Linked DNA regions of Mus musculus: region 1 is linked to region 2. The links are chromatin loops, found by intact Hi-C in ENCODE. Cell type or tissue: left cerebral cortex. All regions are shown on one strand.

Region 1 (2,500 bases), 95 kb before region 2:
ACACCCCCACCCCCCAAAAGTAAATTTCACGTGGAAGTTGAAAAGTTTCCTTGCATGATAAGGTTTCACAGTGGGCTCAAGTGGTGAGGTGTACATGCTGCAGGAAGCTGATATAACTCAGCTTCTTACTGTGTTTTCCCCTATGTAGGTGAATATGACCATCTCCCAGAACAAGCCTTCTACATGGTGGGACCCATTGAAGAAGCCGTGGCAAAGGCTGATAAGCTGGCAGAAGAGCACGGGTCGTGAGGGACTCCAGCCAAAGGCAGCACTGCAACTGATCTCTCCATATCAAGCGAGAGCTCAGGTTTCCTTCCATGCAGGCCACACAAGAGCCTTGATTGAAGATGTGATGTTCTCTCTGAAGAGTATTTAAAGTTTTCAATAAAGTATATACCCCTCATTTATGTCTGTTTATGTTGCTTCTGAAACAGCTTATAATTGAGCTCACAGTGGTGGGCCACATTTAGGAAATTGTTAGAAACAGGATTATTATTAAAAAGATCAATTTATTAATGAGATTCTATGGGCCTTGTGTTTCATAATAGGCTCAGCTTTGGTTTTTGCTCCAACTATCACTAAAGTGTTTTTCCCCTGGAGAAAATAGATAAACTTATTCAAGACAGGGATTGCGTTTTTAGGAAATGCTGACTATCTGTCACAATTGAGGGTCTTGTCTAGGTACTCATTCAGAAAATTCTTAATATATTGCCAGAAATTTGAACAAGCCTAGCTGTGCATGTTTGTGCTTGAGTCTTCAGGGCAAAAAAAAAAAATGGTCTCTTAAGATCCCTTATGAAAAAGTTTTAAGGCTTCGGTGATGTTACAAAGAGTAATCTTGATACTGTTGCCACTGGGACTTTTGAAAAGCAGTACTTCCTCTTCATAAAAATGGGTACCTTAGCACACACTATGCTAGGATGTATTTTGTGCCTTACAACGTGTTTGAGCCCAGCCAGTGGCCTCTTGTGGAAGCATTTGACACTACAAGACCTGCAATCTCACCATTTTGAAATCTATTTAAGGCTATTTGCAAGGAGGTATTTCTATAGTCTAATGACTATTTACAAACCAGCTGGAGTTGGCCTGGGGAGGAGCCTACATCTATAAGTTTCACCTTGTAAGGTTGTCCACTTGGGGTAGAGCTCTGGACAGCTCAACTCCCAATTCTGAGCTCTGTGACCTAAAGGGCTCTGGGAAAGGTTCCTGGGGTGGAGTAGAGGCTTGAGCTTCCATCTGTCTATGACGTCCTTGGCTCCAGTCCCTCCTGTGTCAAGATTAGGACAGAAGGTGGCGCCCCTGAGTTGCCTGTTCTTGGTAGTTTGCTCTTGGAGCTTGGGTTGGGGGAAATGCTGTTACCGGGTGGGGACAGCTCCAGATCCTGACTCGAGTCGGCAAAAAGCTGATAAAGACCTAAGAGTACACAGGTCACCTCTTTCTGCTTTGTCACCCAAGTACAGACTTGGAAACTGATATTTTAAAGGTCATTTCCATCCCGGTGTTCGTGTTCTCTAAGGTTTGTAGAGAACCTTTCTCTCTCGCTAGCTGTAACTCTTTGTTTCCTTCATCCTTTACTGTCCCCTTCAACCACAGTCCTAAAGTATTAATATAGTTCTAACCTTCCTCCATATTTCTCCGGTCGGCCCTGTCCTCGCCTCCTCCCTCTCTCCACCCAATGAAAGCCCCGCCCTTCCCTCCTCCCTCCCACCCCAGTCTGTCATACAGGGACATCACCCTACAGCAGTTCAGGCTGTGTCGTTCGCAGGAAGCATACATTGGCTTTTTTGGGGTTTGCGAGTTCCCAGCCCATAGTTGGACAGGATCCAACAGTAGCCTTCAATTGAAGCAAGACCCAAGGACAGTGAGAATCTGGGTCCTAATCCTGAGTCCTGCCAGCCTGACATGGGTAAGTATGATAGCTGCCCCTGGGAAAGGCCTGAGGGATGCCCAGCTCCCTCTCTGGCTGACTCAGCAGGGGTGGGGCCTAACCTTTGCTCTTTTGGGGGAGTGAAGGAAGAGAAACGGACTGTGGGGGGGACACGGGGCTTAGCTGGTGAGCTGCTGAGCATTGGCAAGCTCCAGCTCTAAGGAAGAGCCTGGGGTTGTATCTTAGGTTAGGGCTTCCTTCCTCACCCTAGAACCCCCCGCTCCAATTTAAGTGCAGAGATTCAAGTAGTATTTTACTGTATTCATTACTAGTTCAGTCTTGGTCTTGTAAGAGATGCTTCCCCTCCCCCTAGTTTCTCTCGGTGTTTCTTCCTCCCCCCTTTAACCCACCACCGGGTCGGGGCTGCACTGAGCAGCTGCTTCCTGTTGCCCCAGAGGTTGCTGCAAGGGTGGTGGTGGTGGCTGGGGCCAAACCGAGCAATGAATAAAGTCGATTCTTAGCCCTGCATCAGCCTCACGACCCTGTTACGGATGGCCTCCACCATTGACAGGACAGAGAGCGTTTTGCCTCTGTGGTTTCCTGATTCCAGATTTGTACAGCTGTAGTACGGAT
Region 2 (2,500 bases):
CTCAGCAGTTAAGAGCACTGATTGCTCTTCCGAATGGTCCTGAGTTCAAATCCCAGCAACCACATGGTGGCTCACAACCATCTGTAAAGAGATCTGATGCCTTCTTCTGGTGTGTCTGAAAACAGCTATACTGTGCTGTTAATAAATAATAAATAAATAAATCTTTTAAAAAAACAATAAAAATTAAAATACACTTTTAATAATAAATAAATAAATCTTTAAAAAAACAATAAAAATTAAAATACACTTTTAAATAAGAATCACGAGTAAAGCTGGGCAGTGGTGGCGCACGCCTTTAATCCCAGCATTTGGAAGGCAGAGGTGGGCGGATTTCTGAGTTCGAGGCCAGCCTGATCTACAGAGTGAGTTCCAGGACTGCCAGGCCTACCCTGTCTTGAAAAAACAAACAAACAAAGAATCACAAGTAAAAGATTTGGAGCTGGACGGACCGCATCTGTTTGAGAAGATGTCTGTGATTCTATGATGTCACTATTGGCCCCTCGGGATCAGGGTGGAGAACAGAGATTAATGGATTACCTGCAGATGTGCTGGACTCTAGCCAGATACAGGCCATCATGTGTGCTTGAAAGTCAGAAGGCTGACCAGCATGCTAGTGAAGGTCTGGATAGGCTTCAGAAACCAGGAAATAAACCTCATCAAAGCCAAGGACACTCACCTCCAGTATACTCCCATCTACAATTTAAAAAAAGCTCCTCCCTCTGATGAACGTGTCTGCCTCAAGTACTCTGTAATGGAAATGATCTAAAAAGTTGAATTTATCTCCTTGTAAAGAGTTATGAAAAGGAAGGTTAGGGGGCTGGAGAGATGACTCAGCGGTTAAGAACACTGACTCTTCAAGAGGTCCTGAGTCCAGTTCCCAGCAACCACATGGTGACTCACAACCATTTGTAGTGGGGTCCAATGCACTCTTCTGGTGTGTCTGAAGACAGCAACAGTGTACTCATATAAAATAAATAAATAAATAAATAAATAAATAAATCTTAAAGAGAGAGAGAGAGAGAGAGAGAGAGAGAGAGAGAGAGACAGGTACTCAGAAGAGCGGATGTGGAATAGTGACCTGGGAAAAGGCATGTGTTCTGTGTCAGAGCCCAGACTGACCTCTGACTCATGTTCATCTTGTGTCTGGAGAAGAGTGCTTGTTGGCACAGGGAATTGGAGTTTAGGTTACCAGCATGTAAATGCACCACCACCTGTAATCTGCAGAGTCTAGCACCCTCTACTGGCCCCCATGGGTACTGCATAAAAGTGGTGCATGTCCATGCAGGCAAACCAAAACTTCCTTAGCTTCCAGACTTAGTTTCCAGACCACTGGGACCACAGGTGTATGCATGCATCCATGCCAGCTAGGAATCTATATTTTTCTGACTCTCCGTTCCTTTTTTTTTAAAGATTTATTTATTTATTTTATGTATATGAGTACACTGTAGCTGTACAGGTGGTTATGAGCCTTCATGTGGGTTTGTTGGGAATTGAATTCAGGACCTCTGCTTGCTCTGGTCAGCCCCACTCACTCCAGCCAAAAGATTTATTTATTATTATAAATAAGTACACTGTAGCTGTCTTCAGACACACCAGAAAAGGGCGTCAGATCTCATTACGGGTGGTTGTGAGCCACCATGTGGTTGCTAGGATTTGAATTCAGGACCTTCAGAAGAGCAGTCAGTGCTCTTACCTACCAAGCCTTCTCACCAGCCCCTAACTCTCGATTCTATCCTATTTTCTTATGACAGGCATGGCCTCAGAATAGCTTTGAAGGATGGATCTTGAACTCTGACCCTGCCTCTCTGGCCCAAATGCAGGCATTCCAGGAATGAGATACCACACACACTCACTGACTTGTTTGTTTGTGTTTGTGTTTATTTTTGTTTTGTTGTTGTTGTTGTTGTTGTTGTTTGTTTTTTGTTTTTTGAGACAGCGTTTCTCTGTGTAGCCCTGGCTGTCCTAGAACTCACTTTGTAGATCAGGCTGGCTTCAAACTCAGAAATTCACCTGCCTCTGCCTCCTGAGTGCTGGGATTAAAGGTGTGCACCACCATGCCCCGCACTGACTTTTAAGAGGTTCATACCCACCTCTTTCTTACATTGAATCTTGTTTTGTAACTTTCTGAGAGAATGTCTCACTGTATAGCAAGGCTGGGATAGGATTCAGTCTCTCCCCTCACCCTCTTCAGAACTCAGATTATCTGTGACAAACACAGGAACTTGGGAAAGCAAAGGACTTAGCGGGTTTGCCCTTCCATGTCACAGTCCCTCATTATGGACTGAAGCAGAGAGTAGATGCGGCTTACTGTACTCTTTGGCTTGTTCCACTAGATTTTCCTACAGCCCAGGCCCATCTGCCTAGGGATAGTAACGCCCACAGTGGGGTGTGTCCTCCTTTATCAATTAGCAATCCAATGATGCCTCCAAAGACTTGCTAACAGGTCAGCCTCTTCAACAAAAGTTCTCTCCCCTTCTCCAGGTGCATTTGCATCACAGAC

Evidence for each region. Peaks named below come from ENCODE experiments on the same cell type or tissue, not always from the same donor. Only the 100,000 strongest peaks of a DNase experiment are listed, where the experiment ranks them.
Region 1: it touches region 2 in a loop (6-fold over the local background); 37 of 42 quality-filtered maps call a loop at or near these places.

What each region holds. Positions count from the first base shown.
Region 1 is chr10:128,089,871-128,092,370 of GRCm38, forward strand. Atp5b (ATP synthase, H+ transporting mitochondrial F1 complex, beta subunit) reads left to right here. Exons shown (of 10, transcript NM_016774.3): 10 at 149-518. The coding sequence ends at 249. It also overlaps a transcript of Baz2a not described here. Among named protein-coding and RNA genes, the nearest start is that of Baz2a, 1.7 kb to the right of the region's middle. In left cerebral cortex, a CTCF peak has its summit at 1,273 (motif pointing right); DNase peaks (open chromatin) are centred at 1,280 and 1,821; H3K4me3 peaks cover 1,217 bases; H3K27ac peaks cover 1,087 bases.
Region 2 is chr10:128,184,939-128,187,438 of GRCm38, forward strand. No RefSeq gene overlaps it. Among named protein-coding and RNA genes, the nearest start is that of Gls2, 8.4 kb to the right of the region's middle. In left cerebral cortex, a CTCF peak has its summit at 1,243 (motif pointing left); a DNase peak (open chromatin) is centred at 1,238.